Linked DNA regions of Homo sapiens: region 2 is linked to region 1. The links are chromatin loops, found by intact Hi-C in ENCODE. Cell type or tissue: mammary epithelial cell. All regions are shown on one strand. Links, peaks and the distances in the headings refer to the core of each region. The heading gives the core; the rest is flanking DNA.

Region 1 (17,657 bases), core at 3,761-11,760:
CCTGGCTTGTAGAAGCATCGTCCCAACCTCCACCTTCTTCTTCACATGTTATCCCTCCCTGTGTGTGTCTCTCTGTCCAAATTTCTCCTTTTTAGAAGGATGCCAGTCATTTTGGATTAGGGGCCACCCTGCTATGGTATGACCTCACCTTAATTACATCTGCAACAACTGTATTTCCAAATATGATTACATTCTAAGGTTCGGAGAGTTAGGATGTCAACATAACATCCTAATTATGATGGAAATTTTGGGGGGATGTAATTCAACCCATAACACCCAGGGAGCTCTAGTAGCCAAGAAAACTCCCATCCTTCTTCTGTTTGAATGAATACAATAGCTAAACGTCAATACCATTACCTGTATTAGAGGGCGCACAGGGCCTGATGTGGAAACTGGCTAGGAATTACTGTGAAGATCCTTATGCTCATCATGTGAGAAGACATTTAACAAGCATCTGAGTGTGCCTGACACTCTAGTAGCAGATATTTGACAGCTTGCCAAATACGCAGGTCAGATCATTCTACAATCAAGCTGCTAATCATATTCTAGTGTATACAGTTGACTCTCCTTGGCTCAGAGTCATAAATTATCTATAAGATTTTTCATGGTGAAAAAAATACTTTTGCAAACAAATCGTAGTTGGTGAATAATTAATTTAACTTTTATAAGAGCCAACTTGCTTAATCCAGACATTGTAACCAATTGTGACCAGGTGTTGTGATAAGTAAGGAATGTGGCTATTCACACACTGCCTAGGAATTGTTTAGCGACTCTTTGGGGTGGCAAGGTGTCATGCCAGACTCCTATTAGCTTCAATAGGGGTGGCACCAGGTTCAAGTGGGCAAAGAAGAGACCTGGAGCCAGTAAATGAGACCTAGAGTTTTATCAGGGGTAATTTACATAGAGGGGTGGTCCAGTGGCAGCAGGCTGAACAGGAGAACCATAGCCACTTGCAAAAAGCATGCAGTTGATATAGCATTTTCACTTAACACCCTTCCCCTAACAACTTCCACCTGGCAACCTTCATTTAACCCAAAACAAAGGGCCTCAATCCACTATACGGCCCTCATTCCATGAGACAGGGGCTCAGATATTCCTCGTACGTGAGGAATAAATATCTGCCTTAGCCACCCCCAGATTCCTTAGCTCAGAACTCTGAACACTCATTCAGTTGCATCTGCCATACAGGGTCCTTCTCAAGGTATGCTTAAGTTATTGCTGTCAGGTGTTGTCTGCCATGCAAAAGGGAGAATAAAATAGACTCTCTCCAAAGTAATCCTCTGTACAATCCTTCATTCCAACAACCTAACCCTTTCAAAGTAGGTGAATCAATCTAAACAGTTCCTGGGCACCCTATTTGAAATTATTATCAGATAATTCCTGATATCTGATACCTTCTGGAACTTGGCACATCAGTCTGAACCTCCAATTTAATATCCTGTCTGTGTGTAAGCATGCATATAAAATGTATGCATATAAAATGTATACATATATGTATCACATTACAGTGATAACATAGAATCTCATGGTTAAGAGACACAAAGTATACAGAATTATCACTTACATGCCCACATTATATCAACAAGAACAAGAACAAGGCCTAGATTCCCTTCAATACCTGCCTTCCTCCATTTCTGCGCATACAAATATATGCATATATGTATATGTATGCCTATAAAATGGATACGTACAGATAAAATTATGCAAACACACATATAAACATGGCCATTGCATTTTCATTTAATCTATGAAGCAAATGTAAATCTTTTTTTAATTAATTAGCACTCAAATTTTGTGTCAATATTTGATGGGAGACTGACTGGTTCCCATCTCTGTCTTTTCGCTGAATTCTTCTTTATCCTTCTGTCAGCTTTATGGTTCTAGAAGAATGCACTCCATATTCACTAACCATAAAGTTTGGTAACTTAACAAGGTATAAGTTTCTCCCAAAAGCCAGGTCAATTAAAAGCTGCAATGTGTTATTGTATCAGCCAGAAAACTTTATGTAAACTGGAATTTCTGATCTTTCTAATAAATACTGCGAATCTAGAAGCACTTGGCCAAAATATATTACCCTTAGCAAACTAACGCAGGAACAGAAAAGCAAATACTGCATGTTCTCACTTATACGTGGAAGCTAAAAAAGAACTTATGAACACAAAGAAGGAAACAACAGACACTGGGGGCTACATGAGGGTGAAAGTGGGAGGGGAGAGGGGAGCAGAAAAGGGAACTATTGGGTACTGGGCTTAATACCTGGGTGACGAAATAATACGTACAACAAACCCCCCATAACACGTGTTTACCTATGTAACAAACCTTCACATGTACCCCCAAACCTAAAATACAAGTTTAAAAAAAGAAAGAAACCACTTAGCCAGAATAGACCTTCATGGATTTTTCTTTAGTAACAATGCTTTAATTGAGAAAAAAAAAAGGTTTCTGATTGCAATTATAACACTACTTTTTATATTGTGAAGGTCTTAAGAAGAGGGAAGGAGAGATTGCAAGCCAGGTTGATGGGGCTGGTAAGGGCTTCACAATGAACCCAGTCAACTGCAAGATCAGTCCAGCCTCCTGCCCACCACTCCTGCTTTCCCCACCTGGGTATGCTGGTAGCAAACATAACTTGTGCTATTGATCTCTACAGTCGTTTTAAAGTTCTTTTTAACTTTCAAAATTTCAATCCTGATTGATGTTTTATAAAACCATTGGTTTTAATCACTGTGATTCGAAACACTTCTGTATGTTCCTTGCCCTTGCTTAAGTACTTCAATGATGGTTGAAATGAGCAAAACTAAAAAGGAAGACACTAAAAGAATCTAGAACAGGCTTCTTCAAATAGAGGAAATGATAATGTCGTTCCTCATTTAGCTATTTCTCTTGGTTCTACTTAAGACCACATTATTAAGCCTACTTAAATAAATGAGATTTGGCATGAAATTTATAAAATACTTAAAACAGTAGAAGAAGTTGTATAAATTTAAAAAGAACCAGAAAGCATCTCTTAAGGTTACAATTAAATATTTGAAATTCAAATGCATCTTGATATACCCCAAAAAAGCAATCGCTTTCTAATTATGCACATTACTGTGATTACATAGAATCTCGTGGTTAACAGGCACAAAGCACTCAGAATAATCACTTACATACTTACATTATATAAACAAGAACAAGCACAAGACCTAGATTCCTTTCTATACCTGTCCTCCTCCTTATCTCAGCCAGTGATTAACGCAGCACTCTGAGCTTGTGCTCATAATAGATACTTGCAATGGTTACGTGCTTCTCTCTCTCTGCCCCTCATAGTCAGGAGGCAAATGTTAAAGTCATGTCTTGACCAGAAGAGTTCTACAACCAAATTAGTGTTGTTGTAATAGAAAACATTTTGCCAGATCTAAAGCATTGGGTGAGGAAGATAAAAATGTACTTTCATAAACTTTTTTTTTAATTCAACAAACATCTGAGCTCCAATTGCACGCCAGGTCTTTTACTGGGTTCCGGAATTATAAAAATAAATAGGACATGACCTCATATATGGAGAAATACCATTGTCATGGTCATGAAATTCAGAAGGCATCAATGAAGGTAGTTTTGTAAACATCTAAGAGAATGGCTTTTTATTAAAAAAACTGATTAAGAGAGATCTGTTTTACCATTTATTTCTTTCCATGCAGATTTCTCTGTAGCAATCATGGGCTGCAGACTGAGTCATCTATTTTCCACTGCATTTGATATAGAATTATCTGTGCTTTTTAGAAACACCCTTCACCTACTCCAGAAGTTTAAATTTGTATCAAGATGTTACATAAAACATCCATTCATTTAGGACAGAGTACGAGTGAAAAATTAGAATACAGGGAGGTTTTGTGGGAAGGTGTCATATGAGAAAGAACTTGGCTGATATACAGTAAACAGACTCCAGAGATGACAGGAAGTTACATTCCAAGGAAAGGAAAGAGAATCATGTGAATTACATCATTGTGTCATGCATGGTATAGCCCTGTCATGGATCCCGGAGCCCACTGAGAGCTCCTTGAGGAAAGAAGGAAGCAAACAGGCCCAAGTTAGGAAAGGGATTGAAAAACCATCAGGAAAGAAGGGATTGCCAAGTGAGGGGCTCAAGTCCAAATCTTAATTCTGCAGAGCAGGCTGGCATTAATGCCCAAGCGATCCAATCTGAGGGAAGTGACATGGATTCTTTGCACCTATGTGGATGTCCAAGTCACAGAGGAAGATGGTCTAAGTCTGTGAAAAAGATAATGAGTGGGAACAATTTTGTATTTTAGCCATGGAAACCCACACACATTCCAGATTATGAGAATCAGGAAGAGTTTCCCTCCTCTGAGTGGGATTGAACCACTCAGTGGAGGGGCGGACCCAAGTTGCTCAAGCTGTTCGAGATGAAACCAAGAAAAAGTTTAGGAAAGGGGCATGACGGCATTAGTATGTACAAGTAATTGACCAAGTACGTGTGAAAAAAACAGCAGCCATTGTCGAAGTGATGATGTTATCACTAACATCATCATCATCATCATCATCACTAATGCTTACAGAACATCTACTAGTTCTTAGGCACTGCTGAAACCACTTTACATAATACAACTCACTTAAACCTCACAACTCTATTAATATCTTTTTCACAGAGGAGGAGACTGAGGCACACACAGGTTAAGTAACTTGCTCAGGATCACTACCGAAAACATAGTAGATCAGGATTCAAACCTCAGCCGTCTCACTCCACAGTCTCTGTGTGAAACCCCATAACCTGCCATGGTCCCCCCATATACTAACAGCATCATTTGTCTTGACTTCACTGTCACATCCTTCCTCTAATCTTTATGCCTGTATCCCCTGGATCTCTGCCTCCTGCTGCCACTTAGGCTAGCAAACAGTACTTTGCACACATTAATGAAACCGTATAACTTGTATTCTGCAGCCAAAGGAACCAGAAGGGGCCCAAGGCAGGGCTGCAAAAGTATTGTCAGCTAGACTGAGAGTCCACCAGCTGAATGACTAGCACAAGCCCAGTTTTTCTTTCTATGTGCTATAGATGCAGTAAAATTGCAACAAGGGAGGTAAACAGGGTCTGCAATCAAACAGATGAACACTTTGTCAGTGAACATACCACACTCTCTTCAACACTGTCAAACTACTGTCCTACTTGCTAGATGTAGTAGTCTACTAGGGATGCCGTAACAAAATACCCAACTGGGAGACTGAAACAATGGACATTTATTTCTTACAGTTCTGGAGGCTGGAAGTCCAAGATCAAGATGTCAGAAGGTTTGGTTTTTCTTGAGACCTCTCTCCTCGGCTTGCAGATGGCCATGTTTTCACCGTGTCCTTACATGGTCTTTCCCCTGCGTGCGTGCCTCTCTGGTGTTTCTTCCTCTTCTTCGAGGGACACCAGCTCTATCAGATGACAGCCCACCCACAAGACCTCTTTAAGTATCTCTTTAAGGCCTTATCTCCAAATACAGTTACACTGGGGGCTAGGGCTTCAATGTATCAATTTTGAGTAAAGACAATTCAGTCCGTAACACTGGAGTTAAGCTGTGCGACTTCAGAGCTTATAAACCGAAGGCTGCTTTTCACGGATGGTTGAAGACTTCTCTAGAGAGAGAGCCCTGGGTGAGTCTGTTCTGCATCAAGGAACTCAGAGGCTGAGATACTCACACAGGCTCTCCAGCCATACTCATAGATCCAGGACACAGGGTAAGTCTGGGGCCTAGGAGTACACTTCTGCCACAAATCCAAATACAATATAAGAGCTCTCCAGCAATCTCCTGCGTGCCTTTCCATATAAATAAACTACATTATAATACTACTCTAGTGATGCAAGTATTCCTTACAGGGAAAGGAATACTAGTTTCCGTCTCTTACAACAGCACTGACTGTTATATTTTATAAAATGGTACAGGAATGTAGCATAAAAATATGGGGAAAAATCTGGTCCCCACACTCATGAATTTTATAGTTTATCAGGGAATATGGTCATAGTGATCTTCTCTAGCACATCCTCTTGCAACTAGCAGAGGAAAAAAGCATACATCTGGTGCTTGATCCAAAACAATATCAAAGAAATTGTACTGCTCGCAAATGCAAAGCACTTTTTTTAACGCCTATTTTAGGTTCAGGGGTAAATGTGCAGGTTTGTTATATAGGTAAACTCACGTTACGGGGGCTGTTGTACAGATTATTTCATCACCCAGGTACTAAGCCTCATACCTAATAGATGCTTTTTCTGCTCCTTTCCCTCCTCCCACACTCTACCCTCAAGTAGGCCCCAGGGTCTGTTGTTCCCGTCTGTATGCATCCGTGTGTTCTCATCATTTAGCACCCACTTATAAGAGAGAACAAGCAGTATTTGGTTTTCTGTTCCTGTGTTAGTTTGCTAAGGACAATGGCCTCCAACTCCATCCATGTTGCTGCAAGGAACATGATATCATCCTTTTTGAGCTGCAGATTATGCCACAATGTATATGTACCACATTTGCTTTATCCAGTCTATATTCATGGGCATTTAGGTTGATTCCATGTCTTTGCTATTGTGAACAGTGCTGCAATGAACATTCACATCATATGTCTTTATGGTAGAATGATTTATATTCTTTTGGGTAAATACTCAGTAATGAGATTGCTGGGTCGAATGGTAGTTCTGTTTTTATCTCTTTGAAGAATCACCACACAGTTTTCCACAATGGATGAATTAATTTGCACTCCCACCAACAGTGTATAAGTGTTCCCTTTTCTCTGCAACCTTGCCAGCATCTGTTATTTTTTGACTTTTTATTAATAGCCATTCTGACTGGTGTGAGATGAGTATCTCATTGCGGCTTTGATTTGCATTTCTCTAATGATCAGTGATATTGAGCTTTTTGTCATATGCTTGTATGTCTTTTTTTGAAAAGTGCCTGTGTCCTTTGTCCACTTTTTAATCGGGTTGTTTGTATTTTTCTTGAAAATTTGTTTAAGCTCCTTATAGATGCTGGATATTAGACCTTTATCAGATGCACAGTTTGCAAATATTTTCTCCCATTCTTAGGTTTTCTGTTTACTCTGCTGATAGTTTCTTTTGCTAGCAAAGCACATTTTTCTCTTTGCACAATAAAGGTAAACTTTTTGATAGGCTTCCACTTTTATAAGCCTAGAAAAGGAGCAGAGATTTTTAAATGTCATTTAATTGTTTAAAATGGCATGCTCCCTGTATTTTACAGGTTTTCTACTTTGGCTTTTTCTCACAAGGGTTCCTTAAAACCTAGCTGCAGTGGACAGCAGCTTGACACAGGAAGGATGGCAGAGAGCGCACACAAGGTACCCTACAAAGCCAAGCATGCAATGCAAACAAGCCTCTTATCGTGAGGAATATGCAGCTCGCTCTCCATTTTCATTTATCCGAGATCAATCACCGAGCCCTTGAAGGTCACTGGAGATAAGTGGTGGCAATGCTGTGGCATGTTTTCCTTTGAGCAGGACACCGAAACAAGCAAAATGTCTTTAAGATTCAAGAGTAGACCTAAAGCACAAAAAGTCCCTTAGGGCCAACAGCAAATAGGTTAGCCATGGGGAAAATGTTGGTAATAAATTATACATGTAGTTAAATGAAAAAGCTAAAGGGTAATGCAAATTTAAGGTTGAAAAACGGAACTCAGAATTGTTAGGGAATTCCCAACTTTACATTCCATATTAGTTTAGCAATGTGACTAACCTGTAGGAAATATTTAGCAATACAGCCCATTTTATAAAAGTGAATCATCCTAACTAATTTAATTTTTCTGAGCCAGATTCCTTTTAACTCACCTGCTCGGCGCTAGCCTGTGGAGTTTGGAGTCTCCCCTTTTCAAACCATTCGTCACACACTTCTGCCAGAGCAGTCTTTCAAAAGAGTGTGACCAATCACATTACTTCAGAGATGCCACTGACACATACAACACTTTTGAGCAAATTAGAAAAATGGCACCTCCTTCTCAAGCTAAAAGGAAAAAATACACATCCATGTATATGTGTGTGTATGAGTTAGTGTATGAATGCACAACTTGAACAGCCCTGCCTTTCTCACCTAGTCACACATCCTTAGCACGCTTAGAAGCAAACATCGCTGGTGGCATGCACAGAAGATGTCTTTATGCATGTGCATGCACACACACAAACACACAAACACACACACACACACACACTCCAACCCCAAGGTGAGATGCCATGGGAGATTCACAGTGGGGTAGGGGTGGAAATTAGACCACCAACAGCAGCAGAAAGAGCAACCTCAGGGAATGCAGAGCACTGGCAGTACTGGGAGTACTGGGCATGTGAGTGGGTGTGTGAGGGCTTCTATTGGGAGAGTCTCTCCTGCAACTGTAGTACTCGCCTGAAACCCCTGAATCTTCACCCCTGCTCACCTGCTCTTGAATCAGTTACTACAGTGGCTCTCAAAATGTGGTAAGGGGCCTTAGCGATTCTCCATTGTGCTTTTAAGATACCTCAAGGTCAAAACTATTTTCAGAATATTTAGACATGTTTTTCCACTGTCTCTCCTGAGTGTACAGTAAAAATTTTTTGATGTTACACAATGTGCGATGACCTCATCACTCTAAGGGCTAATGGAATGCATGCTCCTATGTTATAAAATTTTCAGTGTTAATTCTAATACAGTAAATAGCAAAAGATATAACCTATCTAAACAAAAGCTCTTGGAAATCCTCAATCATTTCTAGGAATGTAAAGGAGTCTTGATATCAAAAAGTGTGTGAACCACTGAGTTAGCGTATGTCTACACTGCAACTGGCACCCCCTGAGATGCAGCAGCCACATGTGGTGGTCATGATCACTCCCCTGCTCAAAGCTTGTACTGGTTCAGAAGTAGGGAGGCAATGTGGAATCATTCTGGTTTTAGAGACAGACCTATGTGCAAACCCCAGTTGGACCGCTTACTAGTTATGTGACTAAGACAAGTTACTTAATCTTTCTACATATGGAAACCTATCAGAGCTGAGAACCGGATTTTACATCCTCCCCATTCTTCATCTATAACTATTGATTCTCAACCAAAAGAAACATACCCACAAAAAAATCAATAGTCAAATGAGAAATAAGTACTAATTTTATCAATAGTTGGGCAAATGCCCAAAACCCAACTCTTGAATTGGAAAATGAGGCCATGAGTTCAAGCTAGGCTTCCTCCTCCTGATTCTCTGAAATCTAGAATGATCAGCTTTCTGAGTAGACTCCTAGTCTATTTACAAGCTGCCTGGACAGCAAGCCCAACTGGTCTTACCCACGCAAGTACAGAGAAGACACACATGGTTGCACACTGCAGTCAGAAAAGGCGCAAAGGTCAGCAGAAAGAATTTCAGAGTCCTGCAATTCTGTCCCCTGGAGAAGTATGACACAAGGAACACTTCAGATACTGACCTATGATATTAGCTATGTTCCAACTGGGAGTGATGAGTAACTGGTTAGTGGCAAAAATATCACCATAGCAATGGAAGGATCTTTTATTCTCTTTAACTATAACAACTACAGGACCTGGCACACATCAGTCACTCAGGAAGTCATCATCAGTAGGTGCATATGCTGGAATTAATAAGAAAAGAGTCTGAAAAATCAGAGACCCAAAAGTTTTATAGTCTCTGTTTTCTGCTCTTATTTATGGGAGCATAGGAGACATTGGAAGCTATGAAGACCACCTTCTTCCAAAGCAAGTTTCCCTCTGTAGCATTCCTCCAGCCTCGGTGCACTCGAAGACATGGGGTGCTCAGCAGTCTTGGAGGCTTCCAATTCAGTTGAATGACAGTTCTTTTTTACTTGAAAGTTCTACCACAATATCCAACACCATGGTCACTTTCATGATATGCAAAGAAAATCATGGCTTCCAAATTGTTTGGCTAAGAAAAGGGATTACTGTCTTCTGTTATTAGCATGGTCTTAGGATTGTCACTGAAGAGTCAGGAAAAGAGGGGAAATATATAGAATTCATTCAAATACATGTAAGTCCCAGCCCTGTCAGTAAGAGAAGAGGAGAAAAAGAATTAAGGATGGACTCTAACCTTAAATTAGTTCACTGACTACCATCTCATCATAAAACAACTTGGGTAGGAGTTACAGAATTTTATTTACCAAGATCAAGCAATAAAGGTGCAATACGTCACACAAGAATTAAGAAGGCCTTAATTTGAACTCCTGGGACCTAGGTTGCAAAACAATTGGAATTTACATATCAGATCCTTGGGCAAATAATATATTTAATCATATATTTTATTTAATCTAGTATATCCAACATATTATCATTTCAACACAGCCGTAAAGATAAACCTCCCTTAACGTCTGCAGCTCCTACTCTTGCCCCAACCCCAAATCTCTGGTCAATTAGCCCTCTCAGCCAGTTGAAAAGTAACCCTAATTCACTCAGGATGGTAACCCTGTCCTCAGTGGGTGAAGGCCTTTTAATGCCAAGAATATTGGGAGATAAATAGAGGTGATAAAATAAATAAATCCATGGTATCAATATTTTTAAGTGGCTTAAGGAATCTGATACATCAAAGCATCTGGCAGATTAGTCTGATCATCCCAATTTATATATAAATAATTGATTTTTAGATATGATTTTAAGTTAAAAGATATAAATGATTTGCTTATGTTTGTATATACTATTAGAATATATCAAAGAACTTGAGATTTACAATATTTATAAACGTACTAAATTAACTAGAGCATTTTAGGTACTTACAGATGAATAACTTGTTAAGTGTTTGGCTCTTCAGAAAAGCAAGTCCATTAAAGTTTAAAATGTTTAAGGGAGCAAAATTAATCAAGTTAATTAATAAACTCTTTTAAAGTGATTGGTAACATTTACTGGATTTATAAATAGTAATTATGAGTTGAGTAATCATTGTTCAATTGAAAATATTTTTAGTTGGTAATTTTAATACACCAAATTCTGATTTAGAAAACAAAAATAACTGCAAATACACTTCTCTGTGAACGTCAGCCCCAGTGCCACTAAAATTCACATGACCTCTCTGACCCTGTGTTTCCTTTGATTCTGGGGTCTCAGCATTTGATCTCTGCAGAACAATAATCCTGATCCGTAAGAGTTAGCTTTTCAGAAGGAGGAAAAATCATTTACACATCAAATGTGAATCTACTTCCTTACTATATTTAATCTCCAGGAATGGACTCATAAAATAATAAAAGCCCCAGTTCAAATTAGTATCTGGTATTTCATTCCATTATCAAAAACCATGACCACATAATCTACTGGTTGGTAGAAAGGGAAGTCCTTCTCTGTTTAGACTTGAGCTCTGTGTAGATCAAGTTATGGTTGTCTGGATTGCCATCTGTATTAATCAAAATTAATACACAGAGGTTCTCTCACTCCATGTACATTTAATTTTTTAGAAAGGCTAAAACACATGGTTGCAGAATCAAATATAAATATTTACAACTGGAGTCCAATATAATCAGAGCTGATGGAAGATGGAACTTAGACAGAGGAAGGAAATGTATAGAATGTGGTAGGAATGGTAACATCCTAAAATGAGGGGTTAAGACATATAATTGAGATATTATTGAAGCTAAAGAACCAGAAACAAAGCTTCAAGGACATTATTTAAAGTTATAAAAGTAACTGGCTGGGTGCAGTGGCTCGCACCTGTAATACCAGCACTTTGGGAGGCAGAGGCATGCGGATCACCTGATGTCAGGAGTTCGAGACCAGCCTGGCCAACATGGTGAAACCCAGTCTCTACTAAAAATACAAAAAATTACCCAGGCTTTGTGGCAGGCACCTGTAATCCCAGCTACTTGGGAGGCTGAGACAGGAGAATCTCTTGAATCTGGAGGCAGAGGTTGTAGTAAGCCAAGATCACGCCATTGCACTCCAGCCTGGGCAACAAGAGTCAAACTCCGCCTCAAAAAAATAAATAAATAAATAAATAAATAAAAATAAAGTTATAAAAGTAGCCAATAAAAGAACTAAAATTATAAGTATAAATTATGTATAATACAAATACATGTATATATCTAAAAGCATTAGAAAGAAAACATGAGGAGAGAGCTGTGTGTAAGCAACCTTTTTTTCCTATCAAAGACGAAATACATGTTATTACATAATATATATCTAAATAACTACACACTATATATTATAAATCAAGAAATATTACCTGGAGGGCCACTGTGCAATATAGTGGCCACCAATCACATGTGGGTGTTGGGCACTTAAATTGTCATCTGCTGCAAGTTTAAAATATACAACCAATTTCAAAAACAACATAAAAATGAAAACTATCTCATTAATAATCTTTATATTATGTGTTGAAATAATATATTGGATATACTAGGTTAAATTAAATATATTATTAAAATTCGTTTTATATGTGTACTTTTACTTTTTTGGTGTGCCTGTAATTTAAAATGGTATATATGGCTCACATTAGATTTCCATTGGACAGGACTAATCTAGAGTTTTGGCACTAAACATCAGCACTAAAAATACAAGTAGTTACAAGAAGTGGCCTCCAGGAACCAGAACTGAGGGAAGAAGCTACACGGGACTGGAGCCAGTTGCTTTTCTCAGAAACCCTTCTGTAATATTTGAATCATTATCTTAAGCATACCTTTCTTTGCAAATTTAAAAAGATTAAAATGTCATAAATGTAGAAAGCAAATAAGGCCATAAAGGTAAAAATAATAATAATAATAATTGTGATGAGAGGGCAGGAGACGGGGTGGGAGGGAATATGGCTGTGATGGACATCATCCACGTGCAGGACAGAATCACAGAGGCCACCCTGTAGGTCAGCCTGGCAGCATTCAGCGTCCTTGTGGGCTGGCCCATGTCAGTAGCTTTCACGAACAAAACACAGTCACCCAGGCCAGGTGCAGTGGCTCACACCTGTAATCCCAGCACTTTGGGAGGCCGAGGCGGGCGGATCACGAGGTCAGGAGATCAAGACCATCCCGGCTAAAACGGTGAAACCCCGTCTGTACTAAAAATACAAAAAATTAGCCGGGCGTAGTGGCGGGCGCCTGTAGTCCCAGCTACTCGGGAGGCTGAGGCAGTAGAATGGCGTGAACCTGGGAGGCGGAGCTTGCAGTGAGCCGAGATCCCGCCACTGCACTCCAGCCTGGGCGACAGAGCGACACTCTGTCTCAAAAAAAAAAAAAAAAAAAAAAAACCACACACACAGAGTCACCCAGTCTCATTTCAGTTTCAGTTTCATCTTTGTCAGGCCCAGCCTTGGTCTCCAGTCCTGACTCTTATAATGACCTTTCTCTCCACCCCACGGCCCAATAGTCACATCTTCCACATTGTCCTAGAAATCATGTCATTTCCAATTTCTAGAAGGTCCTTGGCATCCAAAGCAATTCTGGGGTCCTGAGTCAACATCTTCCTCCTATAACCTCTTTCTCTTTTTCCTGTTTTTCCAAAAGGAAACCAATGCTCCTAAAAGTATTTTCTTAAGCAAGCTCTCAGTTGCAGAGAGCTCTGAGTCCCTAACATTTGGACCTTTTACTGTTTTCTCACATGTTAAACACTGTATCCCAATGTCTAAAATAGTAAGAAGGTCAATCCACACAGAAAATGCATTCGTGCAGTAAAAATTTATGAATGCCTACGGGTGCTGAGCACTGATCCAGGGAGCGGTACTCCAGGTAATATTTCTTGATTTATAATACATAGTGTGTAGTTATTAGATATATTATGTAATAACATGTATTTTCCTCTTTGACAAGGGATGGCAATGAACAAGACATCATCTGCTCTCTTAGAACTTACCTTTAGTGGGAGAGACAGATAAAAAGTAAACAAATATATACATAACTTTAAGTAATACATGCTTTTTATATTTTTATAATTTCATCAGAAAAATATGTAGATTAATGAGAGAGAGGGTGACGGGGTGAGGGGCAGAGGTGTCTATTTTAGAGATTTCTTACTGAGAAAGTGTGATTGGAGGGGACACTGAATGGAAAGGACCTAGCTACGCAAAAACCTGTAAGGAAGGTAAGTAACATTCCAAGTAAAGGGTGGCAGTGTCACAGGGCTTCAGATGGGAACGGACTCAGAGTATACAAAAGCTGCACGAAGGCAGGTGGGGCTGAGAAGAGCAGGTGAGGAGCAGAGCGGAGCCAGAGAGGCACAGAGGCAGCCTGCAACTGAGGGAGGGCTCTGTGGGCCCTGGTGAGGACTAGATTTTATTCCAAATACCACGGACTCTAGCAGGTTTGGAGCAAGGAGTGAATTGGCAGGACTTTTGATTTACTGACTGGTTTTCTTTCAGAACTATAAGTAATTAGTAAAATAAGTAAATTTTTTTTAAAAACCCTCCCCTTTTTTCCTTCTTTACTTTCAAAGTTAATTAAATAACAAGCATTAAGCCAGGCACAGTGGCTCATGTCTGTAATCCCAGAGTTTTGGGAGGCCAAAGTGGGATAATCACTTGAGGCCAGGAGTTCAAGACCACCCTGGGCAACATAGCGAAACCCTGTCTCTACAAAAATAAAAATTAGCTGGGCATGGTGATGTGCACCTGTAGTCCCAGCTACTCAGGAGGCTACAGTGGGAGGATGCTTGAGCCCAGGAGTTCAAGGCTGCAGTGAGCTAGGATTGTGCCACTGAGACCCTATCTCTAAAACAAAAAGTAGTAAAAAATAGGAATTATTAAATCAGAATTCATTATTCAGAATAAATTTTGAATTACCCTGGATCAACAAACAGACAGCTGACACTTATAGGACTGTCATTTTTCACTGCTGTATGCCCTTTGCAGGGGAACTTGGGTTTCGTACCTAATGTTTTCCAACTTAAGTTTTTACTGAGCCCTTTCTACAGAGCAGTACTGTGCTAGGCACTTGTTTACATGACCCCATCTCATTCGCAAAACATCCCTGTGATTAGTAAAATTACCCCAGTCCATATTTGAAGAAACAAATGCAGAGATGAAACTACTTGTCTCAGATTTTATGTCAATAAATGGCAGAGCCTAGATGCACACAGCTTTTCTGATGCAAAGCTCCACGCCACACTGTTTTTTATAGCCCTCTTATCAGCCATAATAGGTTTTTCTAGCATTTTAAAGGACAAATATCGAAATGAATCATCTATTTCGAGTTAAATAGTGGTTAATTGTCATCAGTTCCTGACAGTAAGTTAGAGATTCAGCAACGTAGGATAATTTGCTTGCAATTATGCAATTTGGTAGTGGCCAAGCTGGGATAATTATTAGATTTTCCCAAATGCTCCCATTGTTATTCAAGCCCATCTTTGAAAATTCAAAAGCAGAAAGACATAAATTAAACCTAAGGAGGAACCTGAGTTTCAAAGGAATAAAGGTTAATGAAGCTGTAGATATGCTCACACAAAAAGCAGTTGCATCCACAAAAATAAGAATATTCAAAGTGTGAGGCTAAAGCAGAGATGTGGGAGAGCGTATTATGAAGTAGAGGCAGCAACTGGGTGGGTGGATGGACATGCATGAACAGGAAGCCTGGTACCATGCCAGGCTAGTACCTCAATTCAACTGAGTAATCAAGGTTCCTACAGATTAGTCATTACAAACTGTTCACCAGGACAAACTGTGCTTTAAATTGATTGCATGCTTATCTTGTGTTTTACCTGTAATTTTTCAACAAGATTTGTGTCATATTGACCAGAGTATATCAATCTTGAAAAAGCTGATAAAAAAGTGTATTTTTATTAAGATTTATAAAAATAATATATTGCATATCACGACTGCTCATACAACTCTGTTGAAGCATTGCCACTGAGGTAAATGGAGAGAAAAATTCTATTACAATACTACATGCTTTACTGCACTAATATTTTCCCGTTGATTTTAAGCTGTATTGAAAAGCAAACTGGACCCTTCAGGAGTCATTTGTTGTAGCATTTGAAAAAAGCATTGATTTTAACATGGGGGCATATAATCAAGTTTCAGAAACATTCACATTGAGATGAGCTTTGAAAGGTTATTTGTCAGTGTTTCATTTGTCCAACCTCTGAATATTAAATTTTTAAGTCTTTCTCCCTTATCCTCTATCTCATGTCTAAAGTAATTTCCTTTAGAATTATGTCATTATTTTAAAATTGCCAACTTACCATGTTTCTTATTTCATCTTTCACATACAGAATTAAAATAACTAATAAGGTGAAGAAATATGGAGAATTTTTTAATTGCTTAAATTATAATGGTTTTGATGACAAAAATAATTATGGAATAATTAAGAATTTTAAATGACCCAAGGATTAAGTCTCCATGCATCTTTTGACATTGTCGTCATCAACACAAAGGGAAAGCAAGTGTGAAAGATTGCACAATGGGTTTTGTGACATGGCCTCAAACCAACTGCAAAGAATGAGAACTGCAGTCTTCCTCTTGCCCAGGAAAAGGAAATGGAATTTATTAATATCTAGCAAGTTTCTAACACAAAAACTAAATTAATAGAATTTACACAATAGTAAAGTGCTCAGATTCCCTTTTATTACTTATAAAAGTAGTTCAATGTTTCATCCCACAATCCATTTGTCTGTGTATAGTTTATTTTAACCTTATGAAGAAAACTCAGGGACAATGGCACAAAAGAAAAGTCTTTGCTAATGACATTCTGAGAGAAAAGTAAACCTCTCAATCTATGGTTCAACTCATCTCAGGAAGCAGTTTTTTAAAAGCCGATGAAGGCCAGGCACAGTGGCTCACACCTGTAATCCCAGCACTTTGGGAGGCCAAGACAGGCAGATCACTTGAGCTCAGTCACTTGAGACCAGCCCGGGCAACATGGTGAGAACCTGTCTCTACAAAAAATTCAAAAATTATTGGGCATGGTGACACATACCTGTAGTCCCAGCTACTTGGTGGGCTGAGGTGGGAGTATGGCTTGAGCCCTGGGGGTGGAGGTTTCAGTGAGCCAAGAATGTGCCACTGTACTCCAGCCTGGACAGAAGAGCGAGACCCTATCTCAAAAAAAAGAAAAAAAGCTGATGAAGATAAGGTTCTGGACACACTAAACTTACCTAGTACCAAGTCAAGTCCAACCACAGACAGACAGTCCCCACCCCTATCCACAACTCCCATTCTATAGTTAAATTTAGGGAACAGCATCCTCAATGTTCACCTATGCTGCTGCAGCCAAGTCCAAGGCCAATTGGAACATCTAGGAAAAAAACTAAAATATATGCTGACCATTTCCTCAAATCTATCATATCCCTGGATTCACTTAGCAGAAAGCAGAGGCAGCACAACCTGGTACCAACAACAAGACTGTGCATGGTATGCACAAAAGAGCTTCTAATTTCTACCCTGGGGCCTACTTTCAGATCACGTCAGTGCCTTTGCCCACACTATAACACTGCACTGTGAAGAATGGAATTCAGTAGTTAATTACAACTTTTATAATAAAATGTGCAATGCCATAATGGGCATGCTGCCTCTTCAAGTAATGCGTCCCCCCTCACCAGAAGCGTCCAAATCGAGAGAGCGTGACTGTCTGATAGAACGCTATAAAGGGCCTCATTATGGTGTGTGAAGGTTAAATGATACCCAGAGTACCATTCAATGCTCAGATTTCAAGGCTCCGTGCATTTAAATTTATCTGCTGTAAAAAAAAAAAAAAAGAAAATTAAGGGTGCTTATTTACCAAGCCATACCTCCAGCTCTGCA
Region 2 (13,353 bases), core at 187-8,186, 54 kb after region 1:
CATCCCACACTTCTGTCTCATTCGCACTATGTGCACTGATGGGGAGTGAGAAGAAAGATTATCCCTCACCATTAAGAATTTATGCTAGGATATTTTTGTGAAGGCTTATTCTGGGTTTTTAGCATTAAAGAGACAAAAGATAATTTAAAAAGACATATGCTGGAAAACATGAGTTCCAAACCCAGTTTAGAATTCTTTACTTGTGTGACCTTTGAAGTCACTTGACCTCCTCTCAGAGTTTGTTGCTTGTCTGTAAAACGAGAGAGTTAGACTATATTTATAAAGACCTGCAGACTGTATCCAGAAATAATGCTGTGATCAACTGAGTTAAAAAGCAAGCCCACTCACCTAAAACTCTCTATTAAATTTCCCAAGGCAGTTCTCTTTTTTACTAACAAAGAGAAAATGGTACATCCAACACAAATGTCTAGGATAAGCTCCTCAAGGGCAATGTCTAATTCATATTATAATAGTGCCCTCACTCCAGCACCAAGCTCAGTGCCATGCACATAATGGGCATTCAATAACTGTTTGTTCAAGAATTAAATAATGATAGGAAGGGGAACCAAAGGAAAGGGATAAAAAGAATCATAATTTTAAAATTACTTTTTTGAGTTCTATATGCCAACCTCTGGCTGACAGATGTGTATGCTCCCTGAGTTTGGCAGCTGGACCAATGGCTGGGACTCTGGGGCCGGCCTCATAGCAGATACTTAGAAAGGCATCCTCCCCTTGGTTATGGGAGCTGACTTCCTTACAGAATGCTGAAGGTAGGCTGCTAGGAAGGAAAGGGAAGACTAAACAGAGTCAGACCTCAGTGCCTACCATGAACAACAGACAGGAGGGTTGGACACTGAGGCTGCAACTGCCAGAGTACCTGCACAGTGTGGGTGCTAGGACTTCTGCCTTCCATCCAGACTTAGAGATCCAGGGGCCTTCGGTTGGGCCTGTGGTGGTTTCCCGTTTCACCCAGTTGTCCCCACCTCTTCCCAACACGGATCTAGAAGTGATACTAATTAGTCATTTAACAACCATAAGTTTGTCTCCTGTCATCTTCCTGGTCACCCAGGCTCCCAAGCAGTTTCAAGGCTAACCTATTCTTGGCTTTAGCCTCAGCCTCAACCATTACATACATTAAGCTGCCAAATTCTCTTCTAGAGTATTTTAGTCTTCCTTCCCATAAGCCCTCAGATATACAAAGGCCAGAATTCTCTTCCTCAAGCACAGACCTAATCATTGTCACTCACCTGCTGATACAGTGTGAATATTTGTCCCCTCCAAATCTCATGTTGTAATTTGATCCCCAATATTGGAGGTGGAGCCTAGTGGGAAGAGTTTGGGTCATGGAGGCAGATGCCTCTTGAATGGCTAAGTGCCATTCAATCCTGTGGGATTGAGTGAGTTCTCACTCTTAGTTCCCATGAGATCTGGCTGTTAAAGAGTCTCCCCTCTTTCTTTCCTCCTCACCATGAGATGCCAGCTCCTCTTCCCCTTCTGCCATGACTGGAAGCTTCCTGAAGCCCTCACCAGAAGCAGATGCTGGTGTTATGCTTCTTGTACAGCCTGCAGAACAGTGAGCCAGATAAACCTCTTTTCTTTATAAATTACCCAGCCTCAGGTATTCCTTTACAGCAACATAAATGAACTAAGATACCTGCTTTAAAAAAAATGGCTACCAATATTTTATAGAATAAAACCTAAACAACTCATCCAGCATTCAGGCTCAACCTACTTGGACTTCGGGCTTCTGTTCTAATGCCCCCCATACAGCCTGTTCCTGGAAAGCCATCCTGATAATGTGATCCCACTGTTCCCTGTGTTCTCCAGTCCCTAGGCCTGGACAATTGCTCTCTCCTCCCCCTGGAAAGTCTCCCCACCTCCCCACCACTAACTCTATCCACCCATCACAACTTCAACCAAGTATCCAGATTTCTCCCTAGTCAAAATTCCTCACATTCTCTTGTTTTTTTAATCACTTTGCTTTATAGCACATTAAACCATTTGCATTATATTTATAGTAATTATTCGTCTACTTACTTCACTGCCAAACCTAAGGGGAAAGAGACTTTGTTATCATGATCTTGTATGGCCATCTCACCCTTTGATGGTCCTGAAGGCGCACAGGAACAAAGAATCTAACTCCATTCCAATTAGTTTCACATTTATTATCTCATTTAACTCCCACAATGACCCTACAAAGTATTATTATCATTACTATCATATTATTCATTTTATAAAGGAGGAAACTGAGGCATGAAGAAATTCAACATCTAGCCCAAGGGCCATGCAGCTGGTGTGATGAAGCTAGCCCACAGAGCCCATGCTGCTGCCACATCATACTGCTGAGTGCAAGGCATAGCAGATGGCCTAGACTCCAAAAATAGGTCCTAAGATAAATTTCCATCCAAATATCGCATGCACGGTATGCACGGTTATAACTGTTCAATTGCTTAATGTCATACAGACCAACTCTATAAGGTATCTGACAGTGGCTCTAACCTCTATTGCACCAGATTTTATTTGTGTTATTCACATTTCCTGGTTTTCTACTCATATTTAAAATAGGAAACTAATGAGACATTAGTCTGACTTATCCCTGTAGAGAACTGGCTTTGCCTTGCTTCTTTCCAGAACCTCTTCCCCCTTCTTCTCCCAGCCTAAGTTGTCCAGTTCCATCAATACAGACTATCCTATACAGACAAAGATGCAGACGTAAGATTAAAAGGAGCAAAGTTCTCACATCAAAAGCCTTGCAGTACTCAGAAGATGGGTGCAAGGCCCATTTACCAAGTTCTAGGCCAGAGTCCTTCATCTCTCCAGGTCCATCCATCTGCTTAACTCAAACATTACATCAGATATTCTTCAAAATGACTGAACAATGGCATATTTTTTTTCTTTTGTCACAACTTGCATTGAAATGATTGTGCTTTGGACCTACAGGTGAGTGTATACTCTCGGAAATCCAAAAAGCTGACCTTGTTTGTTTTGTGTGGGAAGCATTTCAATGAAATGAGAGAAACAAGCCCCATCAACTTCAAACACTAAGAAGAATACACAATGAATGGTGCTTCTTTTCTGCTGGAACATTCATTAATCAGAGTTGACAAGGATATGTGGGCTCACAAGGCGGGGTAAGCAAGGGTCCCTGCTGTTTTCTAATCTGTCAAATCAAGTGCCTCGCCCTGCAGCCTGTTAAGGGGCAGTACTTAGTTGCTTTGAGTACTGACTCCCTTTCTAATGTTGTCATAGCAACATAAATGTTTGTTATTTTCAGGTCTCCAGGTGAAACATTTGAGGGAAAATCACCTTGTTGTCATTTCTGCAGAGACAAGAAAAAAGGAGCTTTTAGTCCTTAGAAGTACGAAGACAGTATCTTCTAGTTCGATAGCCCCTTCTACAATAAAGGACTTGGATGTGCAGTATCTTATGCAGCCTCACAACAAACCTGTGAGCAAGGGTGTGGCTTACATCCATGTTACCATGTTTACAAGCAGTAAAACTGAGAAACAGAGAGGGACAACCATTAGAAAGGCAGTATAAGGAAAGATTGGAAAAAATGTAAACAGCCTCTCATTCTAAGCTAAGAGCATTAAACTTAACAATATTATTTTATCATTCCTAATGATATTGAAAAAATAATGGCTCATTTTACGATTACATGTATTTTTACTATTACATGCATTATCTTACAGGATTGTTACGAGGATACCAATTGTTATATCCTTATAGCAATTGTGTGAGGTAAGAATTATACCATGCTCCATTTTAAAAGAGGAAACTAGAACATAGAGGAGTTAAGTTGCACAGCCAAGATCACAGAAGTGACAGGAGCCTAATCATGCAGGCCATGTCAAGGACTATAATGTGAAATGTGGAGCTTCTGGAATTTTTTAAGATGCAACATCATCTTTAAAAACTGTCAGGCTGGCTGCTGTGTTGGAAATAAATTGTGGAGATGCAAGGGTAGAAGCCAGGAGACCATGGAGGCTAGAGCAGGAGTCCAAGCAAGACATGATGGTGGTGGCTTAGATCTAGATGGCAGCGAAGAGGTGATGAAAGTGGTCAGATTCTGGATAGATCTTCAAGCCAGCAATAGTTCCTGCCTGTTTAGACATGGGATGTGAAAGAAAGAAAGAATCAAGGACAACTTCAAGTTTTTTGGCTTAAGAAATGGAATAATGGATTGCTGTCAACTAAGATCAGTGAAGTTTGCAGCTGTTATAGCTTTGGCAGGAATCAGGGGGACAGGAATTCAGTTTTGGACAGTTTCAGTTTGAGAAGACAGTCATCCAAGTGGAGATGCCAAGTACACAGTTGGATATAGAAATCTGGAGTGTAAAAGAAAAGTCTGGACTGGACATCAAAATTTTGAAAGTGTTGGCATATAGAAGGCAGTTATAGCCATAGGACTGGATGAGATAACCAAGAAGGTGAGTATAAACAGCAAAGAGGAAAGGACCAAGGACTGTGCCCTGGGATATGGCAACATTAATAGATTAGTGAGAAGAGAAGGAACCCACAAAGGAGTCTAAGGAGGAGGCACCAGGAGAGTATGGCCTACAGGAAGCCAAGCAGGGACAGTGTATCAAAGAGTGGGGAATAAATGACTGTGTCAAATGCCTCTCACCATTCAAGTAAGATAAAGACTGATAACTATGAACTATAACACTGTGGAGGTCATAGGTAACCTTGATAAGAGCCATTTCTGTGGAGCGATTTAAAAACAGAACTGATTAAGTAACTCAAGAGAAATCATGAGAAAATAAATATTGGAGACAGTGAGCATAGATAGCTCTCTGGGGATTTTGTTGTAACCAGTGCAAAGAAATGGGGTGGCAGCTGGTAGAGAAAGTGAGAGAAAAATTCTCCATTTTAAGGTGGGAAATTAATAATATGTTCATAACAATGATCCAGGAAAGAACAAAAATGTCAATGATGTAAGAGAGGAGAGAGTTGCTGTAGTCATGTCCTGAAAGAGGAAGAGGAGAATGCCACCTAGTGCACACGTGGCAGAGGATCTCACCTTAGCTAGAAAAGGTAGAGTGTGCAGGTGCTGATGCTGACAGGGGAGAAGCCTGTGGCAGCTTCTTCCAAACACTCTGATGCTCTCAATAAAGTAGAATTCAAGGGGACCAACTTACAGCAATGTTAAAGAAGGCGCTGGAGGTTTGAGGAGAGAGAGGGTCTGAGATCATTGTCATTTTTGAGCAGGGAGGAAGAGGAGTATTTTACTGATATTTTAGTTTAAACAATAAGTACCTAAAATTCAAATGTAATATAATTACTTCTGGAAGTACTGGAAGTGTGGAAGGAGAGACAAGTATATATGATTTTGTTAAAAGGGGTAGCTATGCAATTATAAGATATCATCTCATGTAGCAACATTTTTAGCAGATAGACTTCTGTATCTAAGAACATACTGAAATACCTCCAAGTAAGGAGCTTCCTAACCATTGCCTATCTATGGTACAATAAAAGGATAGGACATCAGCCTTGACAGAGAACAACATTAAACCTCTTCTCCCCATGCTTTTAAGGCCAATTCCTGCCTTTTTTTTCTCTTGTGCCACTAGGATAGAGGTAGCTGGAGTCAGGATAGAGATGAAAAAGAATTTTAAGGAAAACTGTCAGTGTAAAAAGCAATTAAAAAGTGAAGTCAGCTTAGGCCTGGTGTGATGGTTCATGCCTGTAATCCCAGCACTTTGGGAGGCCAAGGCAGGTGAATGAATTGCATGAGGCTAGGAGTTCAAGACTACCCTGGCCAACACAGCAAAACCCCGTCTCTACTAAAAATACAAAAATTAATTGGGTGTGGTGGAGCATGTCTGTAATCCCAGCTATTCAGGAGGCTGAGGCACAAGAATTGGTTGAACCCAGGAGGCAGTGGTTGTAGTGAGCTGAGATCACACCACCACACTCCAGCCTGGATGACAGCGTGAGATTCTGTCTCAAAAAAAAACAAAAACAAAAAAACAAAAAAAAAGGTAGGGTGGGAGGGAGTTAGCTTAAAAGTCTGGTGTCAGAAAACACTTCGTCAGGATCTAGGGCTACTGAAAAGCAATATGGCTAACACTTCAAAAAACTGAGCACAGTTTGCTATAGTAAGGACATGAACAGCAGAAGACATTGTCTGGAATGGAAGGAGTTGCCCCACCATCTGTAACAGAGTGGTAGATCACTATACAGAGTACCCTATTGACCAGGGCTTGCCTCTACTTTACCGTGGCCTAAAACTTGACCTTTTCACCACTAACTAACCTGTCCATTTCCTCAGTGGGTTCTAAACCACAAACCAGGGAATTCTCACAGCCTTTTACACGTAGGGGCTCAGGCAGTCTAATAGGCACCATCAAGACACTGAAATGTTGACTTCTTCAGTTCTCTTTCCAGAGGTCATCAACATTCTTGACAAGCAGGCATTGGGGTGTTACATACTCAGGAGCAGCAACATCAAATAGGCCAGGAGCAGCTGTCTGTAACACCCCAGTGTTACAGGGGTCTTTCCAGGAAGAGCCTCTTTTACTCCTAAGGAGTATGAATAGTGATGTGGAAATTAGTATAGTTGCATTAGTTATCTATTTTTGTGCAGTAAATTGCCCCAAAACATATCTTTTTTTTAAAGAGATAGGGTCTCATGGCCAGGAACAGTGGCTCATGCCTGCAATCCCAGCACTTTGGGAGGCTGAGGTGGGCAGATCACTGAGGTCAGGAGTTCAAGACCAACCTGGCCAACGCGGTGAAACCCCATCTCTACCAAAAATGCAAAAATTAGCTGGGTGTGGTGGCAGGCGCCTGTAATCCCAGCTACTCATGAGGCTGAAGCAGGAAAATCACTTGAACCTGGGAGGCGGAGGTTGCAGTGAGCCAAGATCATGCCACTGCACTCCAGCCTGGGTGACAAAAGCAAAACCCCCTCTCAAAAAAAAAAAAGAAAGAAAGAAAAGGAAAATAAAAGAAAAGAAAGAGGGTCTCAGTTGCCCAGGCTGAAATGCAGTGGTCCAATCACAGCTCACTGCACTCTCAAACTCCTAGGATCAAGCATCCTCCCACCTCAGCCTCCCCAATAGCTGGAACTACAGGTGTGTGCCACTGCATCAGGCCAATTTTTTAATTTTTTGTAGAGGTAGGATCTCACTATATTGCCCAGGCTGTTCTTGAACTCCTGGCCTCAAGCAATCCTCCCACAGCACTGGGATTACAGGCATGAGCCACCATGCCTCGTCCAAAACTTAACATCTTAAACACACATTTTTTTCTATGTCACATTATCTGAGGGTCAGGAATCAGGGTGCTACTTAGATGGTTTTGTTTTGTTTTGTTTTGTTTTTGAGATGGAGTCTCACTCTGTTGCCCAGGCTAGAGTGCCAGGGCTTGATCTCAGCTCACTGCAACCTCTGCCACCCAGGTTGAAGGGATTCTCCTGCCTCAGCCTCCCGAGTAGCTGGGATTATAGCCTCCTGCCATTGTGCCCAGCTAACTGTTGCATTTTTAGTAGAGATGGGGTTTCACCACCTTGGCCAGGCTAGTCTTGAACTCCTGACCTCGTGATCCACCTGCCTTGGCCTCCCAAAGTGCTGGGATTACAGGTGTGCGCCACCACACCCAGCTAGATGGGTTCTCTTAAAGTCACAACACTCCGGTCAAGATCAACTAGGGATGTAATCATGGAAAGGCTCAACTGGGCAGGATTCTCTTCTAAGCTCCTGTGGTTGCAGCACTCAGATCTTTGAGGATTGTTGGCCTCAGTTCCTGAGTCCTTCACTGACTGTTGACTGGAGGCTTCCCTCAGTTCCTTCCCATGTGGACCTCCATAGGGCAGCTCACAGCATGGCAGCTGATACTATCAGAGAAAGCAAGTGAGAGGGAAAGAGCAAGCAAGACAGAAGTCATAGTCTTTTTTGCAACTTTATCTTGGAAGTGATATCCCCTTCACCCCATTCTATTTGTTGAATCAAATGACTAGGTCTAGCCCACATTCAAGGCTGGTGTGAGGTGAAGTGTGGATTGCAATGGATGTGAATATTAGTGGGTGCGGATCGTTGGGGGCCACTTTAGAGGCTGCCTTACCATCACAGTGAACTTAAAAACTAACCAAACATGGCTCCTGGAAGTCTTTCCTTCAGATCATTTGCCCTCATTCCCAGCTGTGAACAAAATAAAGCTCTGACATGAAAAGAGGCTGGCTGTTGTCTTCTAAAAGGTTGCTTTGCTGAGGAGTAGTTTAGCCCGTGGGGCAGGGGGCTGTTTTTGTTTCCTAAGCACATGAGGCTCTAGCTGTAGCCCTTGAGCCTGCTTTTGGCTCCAGGCTTTGCCTCCTCACACTACTTAAGCTCGCAGCTTTCCTCAGCTCACATGGTCCCTGGGGATGCATCCTTTTTTGGGTTGTTCACACATTGTCAGCCGCCATCATACTTCCCTCTCTGAGGGCCTTTCTCACTGCCAGCGACAGGATGCATTTTGTCTCCTGTCAAGAGATTTCCCCAGGAAGGTGAGCAAATGACTCATACTTCTCTCGCCTAAATTCTAGCCCATTCTGCTTCCACCAAGAGGGAAATGGATGGTAGAATTCAGCAGGCGAGAGATACTTCGGAATGTTTCAGACTTCAGTTTAAATACAAATTTCCAAACTTAAGTGTAGAGGACTGAAAGGTCAAATGATGAAGCATTCTTCCAAGAAAGGAACCATGAGGAATTACACCACACCAGGAATAATCACCTCCCTGGGTATTGTTCACACTGCACCCCTCCGGAGAGCTGGGAACCTGGGGATGAAGCCAACCAGCCACTTTCCTTCCCGGTGCCTTCTACAGCTGAGGAAGCTGGTGATACAGGGTAGAGATTGGCTCCTGCAGTTCAGCACCTCACAAACCTCAACTTGAATCCCAGCTCATTTTATTCACTGGGCAACCCTGGGCACATGTCTGAGCCTTCTGTGCTTACTCTGTGGCCTCAGAGAAAGAATTAAATGATGCAATTATTGACATAGATCAGGGGCCAAGGAGCTACCCTGCCCTCTGGGAGATTTCTGTCCTCCCAGGGTCCTCACTGTCTCTAAATGCTACGACTGTCCTAACCCTCTCAGCTGTATTTCCCATTTTTCCTCATTGCTTCCTATTAAAACTCATTTTTGAAAGATACCCTACCAGAAAACCCCTCCTCCGAGAGGCTCTCTGGTAAAAGAAAGCTAGTGAGGTCATTCGTCCTGTGGCATTCAAGGCTACAGTTACCCATCAAGGGGGGCTTTATGGTCAAATAGGGACACTAGAAACACCTTGAAGTCCCCCTTCCAGATCTAATCCCAGCCTTTAATCATTTAATTTTGCCAATTCCAGCTCCAGTTAAATTCAATCCTTTTTATCCTCTCCTGTTCCCAAGCTGTTGAAAATTATAAAAGTTTACTGACCAGTTCCCATTATAAATCTATGCCATTCAACATCATTGCTCACTAATCCTTTTCTTCATCCTTATTAACTATCTATCCCACACCATATGGCAGCAATTTCAATCTATTTTACTCTTCTCTGATCCCCAAATAACCTATCCACTTCTTTCTGAGCCTCCTCCTTCACTGAAAAACTTAATGTTCTCTTCTTCACCTCCTGTTTCCTTCATCTCAAAGTAACTTCATTGCTTCATCTGGTTCCCTGGACTCCCTCAGTCTGTAAAAAGGAAGGACCCCAACCCTTTTCCCATATTAACAGTAAACTTTTGATCCCATGTTGTGTGCCTCCTCCTAGATTTTATCACCTTAACCATCTCCTCTCCTTCTCCTGCAGGTTGAACACCTCCCTTTACGCTTTAGGGTAAGACGCCCTTTCCATTCATCCTCACCCTTGTCCCCACATCAGCAACTCTGCTTCCATCCACCAAGCTCATACGCAAATCACACTCGCCACCCACAGTTCTACGTCACTCAGGCACCTCTTAACTCCCTAGAATCAGACTTCCATCTCCAATATTTTACTAAAAATTCTTTCTCAAATGTCTCTAAGTGCTAAATCCTATGGCCTCATCTCAGTCCTTTTCCAATCTGACCTTTCTGCAACATTTAATGTAGCTATCCTCTCCTTAAACTTTTTCTGTGTCCTCTGCTCCTGCTTTTTCTACAGTTCCTTTTCAATCGTCATTGCCTGTGCATCTTTTTCCTGTTAGCTCTTAAATATAAAGATTTCAGATGTGGGCTACAAGTCTCTTTTCTTTTTATGCACATCCTTCTGTGTGCAATCATACCAACTTCCTTGGGTCTATTACCGGGTCAACACCAAAGACCCAAACCTGCCTCGCTGATGCTAAGCTCACTGTGAATCTCAGTGCCTTCTGAGATTTCCAATTTCATGCCGAACATTAACCAAAAAATGTCCTGCTGTCACTACCAGCTCACCTATTCTAGAACTGTTTAAGAACAGAATCAATCACCTTCCCCACCAGACCACAAAAAATCTCCTTCACCTGTGTTTCCTCTTCCCACTATTCCTTTAATTATTTTCTCTTCTTTCCCTGTGTATGCACTTAGGATTCTCCTTAGTTTACCTGCGTAGAACTCCAATCCCCCACATGACTGAATGCCGTGAAATCACTAAGTCTGTTGATTCTTTTGCATTTCCATTGGTACCATCTTTATCATTTTTCACTGGGATTTTTCTGCTAGTGATTCATCTTAAATCTCTCACCTCCCCCAAATGATGTGTATTACATAGCAGTAACAGAGTCAAAGTGATGGCCACGAGGAGTGAGACCAAATCACTGGACATGCACAGAGAGTAGATATTCAGGGTGACTGCCACAGAGCACAGAGACATGTCCCCCAGGGTCTGGTTCCAAAGGGATCACAAGTCCCAAACACATCTACTTTTCAATTATTGGGGATGTGAGAATAAAGGTTATACTTCAAGGACACTAAATAATGCCTTATCCAAAGGAAGGAGGGTTTCATGCCTTTAAGAAGAGTCATGATGAAAGAAGAGATCCCTCCAAAACAGGGATGAGAGGTCTCATCAATGAGCACAATTGTCTTTTTTAATTTTCCAGAGCCATGACTGTGGCAGTAGACACAGCATTTCAGGGACCCTTTTCAGTTGAAAATCAGAGCGTCCCTTGCTGTTCCCCATCTGGTCAAGAAAGAAGATCCCTGTCTTAGTCTTATTACGGTGGAACCAGCCTACCAAGGGACACTGATGCAGGATAGAATGAAGAGACACCTTCTCCAGTCACCTTCAGCTGATTCAAAGGTTCTTGTGGTTTATCAAAACAGCATGCGATATTCCCATTCATAGGTGGGAATTGAACAATGAGAACACTTGGACACAGGGTGAGGAACATCACACACTGGGGTGGGGGGAGGGGAGGGATAGCCTTAGGAGATATACCTAATGTAAACGACGAGTTAACGGGTGCAGCACACCAACATGGCACATATATACATATGTAACAAACCTGCATGTTGTGCACATGTACCCTAGAACTTAAAGTATAATTTTAAAAAAAATCATGTGAGATAGGAACATGGTTCTAAGCTAAGCGTGTTTCTCTACTGGCAATGAACTGGTGAAGCAGATGGGAAAGGGCAGAATCCATCAAACGGCCATCAGCCAAGCAAGGCCAGCTTTGCTAACCAAATGATTCAGACACATTTGTCATTCCCCGCCTTCCATGTGCAGGTGCTGCATCTTAAAAACTTAGGGCTCCCATTTCAGCCATCCCATGTAGAAATATGCAGCCTATTTCCACTTCCCATCATGTTGCATATATCATTTCTCTTTCTAGTTTCATTGTAATTCATAGGGATTGCAGGCAACAATGAGTCAGCAATGATTAACTGGAGGAGATACCTCTAAGTCACAGATCAATTCACTTACTTCTTTAGCAATCTGAAGAAGGCATCTCATTTCTTTGTGGTTATTTTAGTAACATTGAACCTCAGTAATAAATGAGACTTCAGAGCTCATCTTTCTGTCTGAGGTTGAGTTTAAATCTTAGCAGATGGGGTAGGGAACGGGGGCAGAGAGGAAATTTTGCAAGGGGCCTCTCCTACCAGGCCACACATCCAGATAGCCTCACCCTGCACCATAAAGACTCATCTCATTTTATGACCACCAAAGGCTCTGCAGAAACTTCCCAAGTGTTAGGCAAAGATGTAGGTTCAAGGTGATTATTTCATGACTTACAGAATAAATACTTGGGAAAGAGTACTCAACCCTGAAGTCGACACTCACCAAATTACCTTTTCCAGCTAAGGTAGAGAACAATCTGATTTTTTTAGTGCTAACTATAGACTATTCTCCTAAGAAATTTTTCGGTCCTCTCCACCAGTCTGAGAGCAGGCGCTAGAAAATCGGACTGATTTACTTGATTTTCTTTCCCTGATACAACAGTGCAGTTAGCAAGAAAATGGTCAAAAAGGCAAGCAAACAGATCAGCTGAAAGAAATTAAATTAGGAAAGAGGCACAGTGAGCCCATGGACTCTTTTTCCCAGGCCTCCAGAACGTCACCACACCTTGATTTGACTCCATTAACAAACTTATCTAGAGAGAGCTGGATTGCTTGCTAGGTATTTTAGTATGTATTAAGTATAAATTCAAAAATAAAAATGCAATCCATTTTTGTGCTAGTTCCAAGAGGTGGATATAACCATCACACACAGTACTTCCTAGGATGTATTAGTTATTTACATCACTAAATAAAGCGCAAGACAGTAAAATGCGTATCCAATTTTCTGGCTATGGAGGACCTTTGGTCCATTATTTAACTTCTCAGTTTACCCATCTGTAAAATGGGTATAACAATACTTCCTACTATTCTATATAGCAGGGTTTCACAACCTCAGCATTATCAACTTTTGGGGCCAGATAATCCTTTGTCGTGGAGGGCTGCCCTGTGCATCTTAGGATGTTTAACAACATCCCTAGCCTCCACCCAGTAAATTCCTGTAGTATTCCCCCACCTCACTTATGACAATTTAAAAAGTCTCCGGATATTGCTAGATGCCCCCTGGGGGCAGAAATCATCCATAGTTTAAAATCACTGCTGTAGAGGAATAAATGAACCGATATATATTTAACTCTTAGACCTATTCCAGGCACACAGCAAATGCTCATGACTTGACCCAAAGGATAACAAGTCTGGAGAATAGAGAGACAATTTGTTCTTTAACAAAGAAGAACTTCACTTTCCTTGTAGAGCTCCTAATAAAGTTAAAAATCATTCTCTGATACATTTCTCAATCATTCTCCATCCTTCAAAGACCTTGGTGAAAGGATCCAGGTGGTACTGACTACCTGACAAACTTACAAGCACTTGCGTTATCCCCCTCTTCTCTATTGAATGATACAAGCAATTTGTTGAAAATTGTGTTT

What was found. A loop is a pair of places that touch in the nucleus more often than their neighbours do. Peaks named below come from ENCODE experiments on the same cell type or tissue, not always from the same donor. Only the 100,000 strongest peaks of a DNase experiment are listed, where the experiment ranks them.
Region 2: it touches region 1 in a loop (2.2-fold over the local background); 1 of 110 quality-filtered maps calls a loop at or near these places.

Annotation. Positions count from the first base shown.
Region 1 is chr2:41,702,589-41,720,245 of GRCh38, forward strand. No RefSeq gene overlaps it. Among named protein-coding and RNA genes, the nearest start is that of LINC01913, 170 kb to the right of the region's middle. RefSeq lists enhancers at 7,161-8,360, 13,241-13,350. In mammary epithelial cell, for the core only: no CTCF peak of the experiment used is centred there; DNase peaks (open chromatin) are centred at 7,813 and 8,573; H3K27ac peaks cover 1,602 bases.
Region 2 is chr2:41,760,126-41,773,478 of GRCh38, forward strand. No RefSeq gene overlaps it. Among named protein-coding and RNA genes, the nearest start is that of LINC01913, 110 kb to the right of the region's middle. In mammary epithelial cell, for the core only: a CTCF peak has its summit at 4,994 (motif pointing left); no DNase peak of the experiment used is centred there.